2 separate regions of the Homo sapiens genome follow, and region 1 is linked to region 2. Evidence: chromatin contacts called from ENCODE Hi-C or POLR2A ChIA-PET data. All regions are on one chromosome and are shown on one strand. Each heading gives the region's core, a stretch centred on a gene start or an enhancer-like site at or near the end of the contact. The rest is flanking DNA. Distances are from core to core; before and after follow the strand shown.

The links. A loop is a pair of places that touch in the nucleus more often than their neighbours do. ChIA-PET counts read pairs that join two places held with the same protein, here RNA polymerase II (POLR2A).
Region 1: a loop to region 2 is called in a map of endothelial cell of umbilical vein, with 21 times the contacts of the local background. The contact joins the enhancer-like site here to the promoter of NOG in region 2. A Hi-C loop is called at or near these places in 1 of 168 maps with a recorded cell type or tissue (endothelial cell of umbilical vein). POLR2A ChIA-PET finds 5 or more read pairs at or near these places in 1 of 52 experiments (HEK293).

What each region holds. Positions count from the first base shown.
Region 1 is chr17:57,660,976-57,665,879 of GRCh38, forward strand. The region is part of intron 11 of MSI2 (musashi RNA binding protein 2); the gene reads left to right. Among named protein-coding and RNA genes, the nearest start is that of MSI2-AS1, 55 kb to the left of the region's middle. RefSeq lists a silencer at 1,987-2,279 and an enhancer at 3,458-4,064. Within about 2 kb of position 2,041, at least 25 of the 41 ENCODE cell types and tissues checked have a DNase peak (open chromatin) inside an H3K27ac peak, as active enhancers do; they include endothelial cell of umbilical vein, where a contact is called at or near this core.
Region 2 is chr17:56,592,054-56,597,014 of GRCh38, forward strand. It overlaps NOG (noggin), which reads left to right and starts at 1,646. Exons shown (of 1, transcript NM_005450.6): 1 at 1,646-3,558. The coding sequence starts at 2,171. The coding sequence ends at 2,869. RefSeq lists silencers at 499-708, 3,821-4,021.

The sequences.
Region 1 (4,904 bases), core at 791-3,290, 1.1 Mb after region 2:
AGCTTTGACAACATTGTCCAGGATGGATTCAAGACGCAGGACTGAGGTGGGAGGACAAGTTACAGATAATTCGTGTACATTGTAAACACTCCATAGATGTTAGTATATAGCTGCTCAAGAAGCAGTAGGCCTTTTGCTCTTATCCATAAGACGATTAACTCTGGACTCAACATCATGCTAGGGGCTGGGGTGGGCTGCAGAATAAGTCCATGGCATGGTCCTTGCCTTTAGCCGACTTCCAGTCCTCTGGGGAGGACAAAAGTACACAACCGATGTGAGAGCTAGCCTTTAATAAGGATAGATTCCTACAAGGTCAGAGAGTACCCAGAAGGCAGGAAGCTTAGTGGAGGAGGCAAGACATGACACAGGGCCTGGAGAATTTGGAGTGGGAAGCTGTCTGCTAGGCAGGGAATATGGGCTTGAAGAGATAGAGACAGTCAAGGTTCTGGGAGATCTTGAAAGCCATGTTGATATAGTCACAGGAGAGGGAGGTTCGTATTCTTCATGCAAGTGGCGCTCAGTAAGGACAGAACCATCTAAAGAAGATAAGCCTGGCTGTAGCTCCACAAAGAACAGCCTGACCCCTAATCCTGGGGTCTGGGGCTGGGGCTGGGCTCGTGACCTGGAGCAAGGGGTGTGGAGTGAGAGGCATTGAGAAAGCAGACACAGGAGGGCATTCCATGGCAAATCTCTGCCTTAGTTCCCTTAACTTTCCTTTGCTTCTGCCAACAAGTTGTTATTTATTCCCTGCTTGGGGCTATTGTTTCCCATTCCTTTGCCCTTGAGGTGGCCACTGTCCCCTTTCTTTCTGCCACTCCATTTCCCTCTGTCCTTGTCTTTGCCCTCTCTGTCAAAATTTGGCTCAAAGTGCCAGAAAGCCATACCTGATTCACCCTACCTGGGGCACCCCCTCCTTTGCCCATGTCCTCAGTCCTCTTCCTCATGGGTGAGCTCTCCTGAATGAAAGGTGAGATTATGGGTCCTTGGAAGATATTTTGCATGTGTCTGCGGGTGGCACCTGCTTTCCCCAACAATACAAACCATCAGGCCTCCCGGCGGCAAAGTCAGCCTAGTCCTCATTCTTCATATGGATAAGTAATTACTATGCAATTAGAAAACACAGAAAATGAAGGGGCCCTTTGTTCCTGGTTGCTTATTAATATTAATTTTTTTAAAAAGGTCTCCCTTCCCAGCTTGGGATCCTACAGAACAGGAAGCAGACAAATAATGCCTTTGAACAGCTGTGATGGGCTGTTGAAATTAGATCTGTCAGGGGATGAGAACACCACGATGGCAGCCACTCCGTGGTATAGGCTAAGAGGGTTCCAGGGGAAGGTATCTTGTAAGTGGTCAATAGAATGCTAGAGACACATCCTAGTCAATTTGAATACAATAATGATAATAGATGTTAATAATAATAGCTCACATGTATTATGAGTGAGCCAAGTACCATGTCAAGCCCACCTGCCTTATCCCATTAAATTCTCATAACCCTATGAAGTGAGCACTGTCATTCTCATTCCCATTTTAAAGATTTAAAAACTGTAGTTTGGAAAGGATAGTAGCTTATCTGAAGTGGCAGAGACAGGATTTGAGCCTAAGCCTGTCGTCATTCTGTCCTCTAAGCCACTGTCAGCGGACGCTCCATCGTACCAGCCCTGGGATGGCTGAGCCAGGCTCTGCAACCTTAAAACAGACACTCAAGAAAAAACCACAGCTGCTCTTAACTAAATTCTCCATTATCCTTGGGGGAGGAGATAACCCCAAATCATTTACGAGTGGCCTCAGGAGGCGGTATAAGTATTTTTTGCACCTGCTCCTGCTGTTGCAGACACTGCCTGGCTTTGGCTGACAGGTTTCTGGTCCCTGAATGCACTCAGACCAATGTCAGACAAAGGAGGCCGGGAGGAGGCGTGGTCGTGTAAGAGGAAGCCAGCCTGAAGAGAATTATTGGAAGGGAACCTTTAGCTGAAACAAGGCTGAGGGAAGTTAGCCAATGCCCAGAAGAAACTAGGCGATGGAGCACGGGCGGGCTTCTCTGGGAAGACAGACGTCCTCTGTAGGGATGAGTCAACATTTTTTCCTGTGGGCTGCGAGGACCGCTTCTGGAAGGTCGCTGGGAAGCCCCGCCCGGCCTTAGGGCTGGGAGGGGATTGGCTGCCCAGTTGCTGGGGCTTTGCTCTGAGCCAGTGGCGGGGTGGAGGGGCGGGGCCAAGGCGGGAGCAGCGGGCTTCTTGGCCAATCATCCTGCAGGGAGGCTGGGCACCCGGTACCATGGCAACCGCGAGCAGGGCCTCATTTGTTTTGTAGATGAGTAATTACTACACAATTAGAGAAAGCTAAAAATAAAGGGGCCCTTTGTTCCTGGTTACTTATTAATATTAATAAAATGGTCTGCCCAGGTCTGTGGTAAACATTTGATGCCTGCGTGCCTGTGGCAGAGGCTTGTGTAGCCGGGAAAGGCACCCCAGCCCCGCTCGCCCCTCTTTCGGGAAGTTATTTCTGACTATATCCTGGAGAGGGTGGGCTTCTGACCTTGGGGAGAAGAGGAGAGGCTCAGTGTGACAGACATAGGATCCAGGATGTCCTGGAGTCCGGGTCCGTCACTGACTCAGGTGGAAAGGTGGCGGCAGCGTCACCATCCTTCAGAGAAAAGACAGACACACAGCAGCAAAGCAGACACTATGGACCGGTGTCAGAGGAAACCCCTAGTCCAGTTTTGCTGTGTCCTTCTGTGTTTTCTGGCTTTTGATTGATCAGCTCCAGGTGTGTAAAATAGTCGTTAAGTCTTCAATGGAGGTAGCCCCCAAGACTCCAGTGACTCCCCTCCCATCTGGCTTAAAGGGCACATTCCGTTCAGGCTTGGAAATGATCTGCTGGAGGTTTACACTGTGTTCAGGGTTGTCCCCGTGGCTCCCCATGCCCTGGCCTTCGAAGTTAAAGCAGCTGAGAGGCTTGCTTTCTATTCCTTCTCCCTCCTAGGGGGAGAGGTTGCCTTGTTGATTACTCCAGTGAGGATGATTAACAGCTTAAAAAAAAAAATAGAGGCAGCATAAGAGCATAGAAGGCAGAGTAGGGAATCAGAAGACTTGGTTCCAGGCCTGCTTCCACCTCTACTAAACGAGGAATTCAGACTAAAGGGTCCTTGGGAGCCATTTCAGCTCTACAGCTCTGTTTTGCTGCTGTTTCCAAAGCTGGAAATCCCTTTTCCTTGGAGATAGGAACAGGGACAGTGACAGTGCCTTAAGATCTGAGAGAACAGGCCGGGCACGGTGACTCACGCCTGTAATCCCAGCACTTTGGGAGGCCGAGGCGGCTGATCACTTGAGGCCAGGAGTTTGAGACCAGCCTGGCCAACATGGTGAAACCCCATCTCTACTAAAAATACAAAAATCAGCCAGGTGTGGCGGTGTGTGCCTGTAGTCTCAGCTACTGGGGAGACTGAGGCAGGAGAATTACTTGAACCCGGGAGGCCCAGGTTGCAGTGAGCTGAGAGTGCGCCACTGCACTCCAGCCTGGGTGACATAGCAAGACTCCCTCTCAAAAAAGGGGAAAAAAAAAGAAAAAAGATCTGAGAGAAGTGAGTGGAGAGAAAGCCAAGAGGTTCCAGGTGATAGGAAACTTCGTGGGAATTTGAAAACAGCCATGAATTGTTTAATGCATGAAGGCAATGGGAGGGACAGAAGCGGTTCCAGAACTGTGTATCATTTTACACATCTGTCCTCAGACTTCCATCCTTGGGTGTGGTTGATTAAATCTCTTAGGGTTTGATTCTGTGTGGATGGTATTCATGAATAATAGTGGACCTGTTAATAGCTGCTGTCAATGAGCAAATCAACCCAGAGATTGTGGCCAGTTCAGTGGCTCTTGAACTTTGCTGCTGTTCCTAATAGGAACTTTGATCCTGTTAGGATCACCTGGGGAGTTTTTAAACTGTGCAGTGGCCAGGCTGCATCACAGACCCATCAAACCAGAATCTAGCAGGGTGAGCCTCAGGCAGGCCCAGTGTGTAACACGGGGCTCAAGTATCATCATGTTCTTGCTGGATGTAAAGCTCCATAACATCTTTGTGGCTGTCACTGGTACCCCAGCCTCCTCTAACTGGGAGGTGGGGAGGTGGGGCTGGGATCTCTAGCCTGCTGCTGTGGAGCCCACGGCTCTCCAGCCTCCATTAGTCTTCCCAGCAGGGTCAGGAAGGCCACCCTCCAGGGTGGACCAAGGGGTTTTTGTCCTCATAGAGGGACCCTCCTGTCTCTCTCGAGGACAGGCCAGTCCTGGCTGAGATTAAGGGCATGTACCAGTAGAACTAGCAGCCTGCAGCAACTGTAAACAGAGAAGCAGCCGCCCTCCTTGACTGACCAATGGGAGCCTTTTGGTAAGGTCGGAGTTTGTTTGTTATTAAAGACCTAATTAGAAACATGAGAGGGAGCTGAATGGCTCTGTGCTTGGCTAATTAGTGACATGTATGCGCCTGCTTTGAACTTCAAGGACACAGAACTATTAGTGCTTACATCAAAAATGGATTAAACTCCTGTGCTTTTATAATTATTAAAAAGGAGCTACTCAAGTGGAAAGTCTTTTGTGTGGGTCCTCAAGGGGCTGCCCCTGGGATAACTTCCCCACCCCACCCTGCCCCCTGCCTGCTAGAGCCCCAGCAGTGAGTTTTCTATTAGATATGATTGGGCAGTAAATACCGTTCAGCCCTAGGGTGTGCCAGCTCCCAAAAGGACTTGGCTCTCAGCAGAATGGAGTGGTCTTTTAGGACTGAGATCAGCTCTCTGGGTGGCCCCCTGGGTCCAGGCACTTTCCTGGGGTGGGGGAGGGGAGTTCTAGCGAGGGCCCAGGGTTAACCAGGGCTTACTTTCCCTCTGGCAGTGCCCTCTCTGCTTCCACGCTGACCCCAC
Region 2 (4,961 bases), core at 396-2,895:
TCACATTCACCACAAAGAAAACTGAGTTTGCATTTTAAAGCTGAGATTGAGTTCCTCGTCCAAGGGGAAATTAACCGGAGGTGTCCCTTCAGTACCCATCTCCCATCAAAGAGAAACTGCTTCTGAACAAGAGAAAGCATCGTGGAGGTTTATTTAAAATCACAGAAAGGTAGGGCTGGAAGAGAAATCTATTAATAGTTACGTCACTAATGCGAAAAGTGAGAAAAATGACTTGTCCGAGTTATATCAGGGTGGACCCCGGGCAAGACTCAGGTGCCTCTGCTGTCAGCTCACCTTTCAAGTTTCTGGTCCCCACTCGCACCCACTGAGACCAGAGACCGATTTACCTGAGGCAGAAGGTGCTGCACGCATTCTTGTGAAATTTGAGGGGACCGAGAAGGAATCTCAGGAAGTTTGTTTACACTGGGGGCCTGGAGACCTTCGGGAAAATAGCCAGAACCAAAACGGACCAGTCAGCAGACGCAGACACACACAAAGTGACAGGGACACAGAAGCAGAAGCTGAACTGGGCAGAGCGGGCAGCGGCCGACCCACCTCGCACGGCCGCCCCCGCCAGCGCCAGGTGCAGGGCTCATAGCGGGCCAGCAGAGGGCGCGCCGCCCCCAGGGAGCCGAGCGGCGGCCGCGCGGAGCCGGGCGGGCTAGGGGAGCCGCAGGCGAGCCAGTCGCGCCCCTGAGGCTAGGCCACTCAGGGTGCAGGACCCGGCCAAGGAGGAGGAGGATGGTGAGGAGCGGAACCCCCTCGTGGGCCCGAGGGGCAGACAGACAGGAGTGCTTCCTAAGAATTACATCACGCTGCGCAACGCTGCGGCTCTCGGACTCCCTGGTGCAAAGGGGGGTGGGGTAGGGGCTGTGTGTGTGTGTGTGTGTGTGTGTGTATATATGTGTGTTGGGGGGAGGGGACTTAGAGCAAGAGCCCGGGAGAGAAGAAGACGCGCTCGGGGAAAACGCTCCATGCACATGGAGAAATTTCTTGCTCCGAACTGCATGCACCGAGAAACGAGCCCCCAGCACTTCCCCGCTGCTCCCCTCCCAGTGCAAAGCACCCAGCTAGTGAGAAACCCTCCAGCCCCACCTCAAGCACCGCCCCCCCTCCCCAAACACCGGCTCTGCACCCTCCAGCCCGGCTCCAGCGCCGCCGCGAGCTTTCCCCAGGACTGGCCCTGGCGGGGCGCCTAGAGCCCCAGTTGCATTGCTCCAGGAGAAAGGAGGGGGGCGGTGCATTTTGCAGGAGGAGGAGAAGGGGGGTGGGTGGTGGGGGAGAGAGAAAATTGCGCGGAGACCTGCCAAGCGCCACCGCCGCCGCCACCGCCGCTGCCGCCGCCGCCGCCGCCGCCTGTGAGCTCCGGCGGGCAGCCGGACTGTCGGCTTCCCGGGGCATCTGGGTCCGGCGGGGCACAGCCCTGGGCGCTGCCGAAGCCGCCGCCGCCGCCTCCGCGGCGAGTACAGGCGGCTTCCCCCGGAGCCTGTGCAGCTCCAGCTCCTCGGGGGTGGAGAAGTGGGGGGTGGGGTTGTTGTTTGGGGGGAAGAAGGGGGAGGGGGCAACGCCGAGAGAGTCAGTGGTTTCCATGGTGATGGAGCTGAAAGTGCAGGAAATTTAAAGGCTTGGACCCTGCGAGACAGACAAACCGGTGCCAACGTGCGCGGACGCCGCCGCCGCCGCCGCCGCTGGAGTCCGCCGGGCAGAGCCGGCCGCGGAGCCCGGAGCAGGCGGAGGGAAGTGCCCCTAGAACCAGCTCAGCCAGCGGCGCTTGCACAGAGCGGCCGGACGAAGAGCAGCGAGAGGAGGAGGGGAGAGCGGCTCGTCCACGCGCCCTGCGCCGCCGCCGGCCCGGGAAGGCAGCGAGGAGCCGGCGCCTCCCGCGCCCCGCGGTCGCCCTGGAGTAATTTCGGATGCCCAGCCGCGGCCGCCTTCCCCAGTAGACCCGGGAGAGGAGTTGCGGCCAACTTGTGTGCCTTTCTTCCGCCCCGGTGGGAGCCGGCGCTGCGCGAAGGGCTCTCCCGGCGGCTCATGCTGCCGGCCCTGCGCCTGCCCAGCCTCGGGTGAGCCGCCTCCGGAGAGACGGGGGAGCGCGGCGGCGCCGCGGGCTCGGCGTGCTCTCCTCCGGGGACGCGGGACGAAGCAGCAGCCCCGGGCGCGCGCCAGAGGCATGGAGCGCTGCCCCAGCCTAGGGGTCACCCTCTACGCCCTGGTGGTGGTCCTGGGGCTGCGGGCGACACCGGCCGGCGGCCAGCACTATCTCCACATCCGCCCGGCACCCAGCGACAACCTGCCCCTGGTGGACCTCATCGAACACCCAGACCCTATCTTTGACCCCAAGGAAAAGGATCTGAACGAGACGCTGCTGCGCTCGCTGCTCGGGGGCCACTACGACCCAGGCTTCATGGCCACCTCGCCCCCCGAGGACCGGCCCGGCGGGGGCGGGGGTGCAGCTGGGGGCGCGGAGGACCTGGCGGAGCTGGACCAGCTGCTGCGGCAGCGGCCGTCGGGGGCCATGCCGAGCGAGATCAAAGGGCTAGAGTTCTCCGAGGGCTTGGCCCAGGGCAAGAAGCAGCGCCTAAGCAAGAAGCTGCGGAGGAAGTTACAGATGTGGCTGTGGTCGCAGACATTCTGCCCCGTGCTGTACGCGTGGAACGACCTGGGCAGCCGCTTTTGGCCGCGCTACGTGAAGGTGGGCAGCTGCTTCAGTAAGCGCTCGTGCTCCGTGCCCGAGGGCATGGTGTGCAAGCCGTCCAAGTCCGTGCACCTCACGGTGCTGCGGTGGCGCTGTCAGCGGCGCGGGGGCCAGCGCTGCGGCTGGATTCCCATCCAGTACCCCATCATTTCCGAGTGCAAGTGCTCGTGCTAGAACTCGGGGGCCCCCTGCCCGCACCCGGACACTTGATCGATCCCCACCGACGCCCCCTGCACCGCCTCCAACCAGTTCCACCACCCTCTAGCGAGGGTTTTCAATGAACTTTTTTTTTTTTTTTTTTTTTTTTTTCTGGGCTACAGAGACCTAGCTTTCTGGTTCCTGTAATGCACTGTTTAACTGTGTAGGAATGTATATGTGTGTGTATATACGGTCCCAGTTTTAATTTACTTATTAAAAGGTCAGTATTATACGTTAAAAGTTACCGGCTTCTACTGTATTTTTAAAAAAAAGTAAGCAAAAGAAAAAAAAAAGAACAGAGAAAAGAGAGACTTATTCTGGTTGTTGCTAATAATGTTAACCTGCTATTTATATTCCAGTGCCCTTCGCATGGCGAAGCAGGGGGGAAAAGTTATTTTTTTCTTGAAGTACAAAGAGACGGGGGAACTTTTGTAGAGGACTTTTTAAAAGCTATTTTCCATTCTTCGGAAAGTGTTTTGGTTTTCCTTGGACCTCGAAGAAGCTATAGAGTTCAATGTTATTTTACAGTTATTGTAAATATAGAGAACAAATGGAATGACTAATCATTGTAAATTAAGAGTATCTGCTATTTATTCTTTATAATATCCCGTGTAGTAAATGAGAAAGAAGTGCAGAGCAGGATTAAAGAAAACCACTAAAACCGACTGCGCTCCACACTGATTTTCTGTGTTGGTGATTGATGGGGGTGGGAGGGCGTGGGAGGGGGCGGGTAGGGGATGCTGCTGTGCCTCCTACCCCGTTGGGGAAGGGGCTCATCCCCTCGGACTCCCCTCCTGTGGTATGATGGAGGTGACTTAGTTTTTTGAGGGCGTTGGGGGGGGGGGCGATATTCTCTAACCCCTCACTAAAACATCACGTGGCCTCCGCCTAGTCTCCTAGCTTTTCCCCCTATGTCACCAAAGCTCGGGCCTGTAGTGACCTCGACACCCAGCCGGCCCCCTGGAGCTGACCCCAGGCTGGGCCGAGGGGCGGGGGGAGGGTGGGCGGCCGCTTTGTCCTGCCTGACAGGCCCTTCACAATGGGGACACGTGTCTTTCACACCTACCCTGGGGGCGGAGTGCCGCTGAAACTTGACCCCCGAGGAATGGGGAGGGGGGGAGATCAGAGCGCGCCCACCCAGATCCCGCCACCCCTCCCGCCTCGTACCCCCCACCTCAATATCCAGCCCATGTTAACCCTTTGCATGCCCGGAAGCTACGGTGGTACGAACTGAGGCAATCCCTTGGAATCAACAAGGCTCACAGCCTCCGGGATCTTGCAGGTCCGAGCCCCGAAATCCCAGGCCCTCGGCCGGAGGTGCTGGGGATATCAGGGAGATTTGACACTGGCCTCCCCTCTCCCCGGGGACCTAAGGAAGACTAAGGGCCATGGTTTCGGAGGGGTCCGAATCTGGGTGAAAATCACCACCTCTGGCATCTGCTTTTGGGAAGAGAGTATGCCTGTGCTCGGGCACTTTCTCCCCTTGAGGGGTGGGGAGGAGGGAGAAATCGGAACCGGAATCTTTGCGCTTTAAGATTAGATAGGGGCAGAAGGCACGTAACCCATTAAAGGGACGTGCAAAACATCACTCCCACCCCACCCCTTAAAAAGCCAACTCCTTGGGACCGACGCCTGACTCTCGCATGCGTCCCTCCGCCTCAGTCCCCAGTGGCGCCCGTCCTCACAGCTCCACGTGGGCCAGCCTCCTGACACTGCTCAGCGCTCTCTTTATTTATCTTGGACTCCAAAGTCGCTCTCCTTTGCTCCCTCCCCACCTCCCTGCCACCTCTCCGCGCCTCCCTCCCGGCGTTCCTTCCACCCCACCCCCCACCCCCCCCAACCCCCCAAGTCCGGAGTCCCGGCGAATCTATGCTAATTATTTCAAACCTGCGCCTGGTCCCCAGCGCAGTCTCAATGCCCCCGGCCCCGCCCGCCCTGTCCCTCCAGCCCGGCGCTTTCTTCCCTCCCGACGCAGCCTCGATGGCTCCTCATTTCAATAGCCTGGCCCCGGAGCCGAGCCCCCTCCCCGGCGCTGCCTCCGTCAGCCGTGGGACAGACGTTAGGGTAT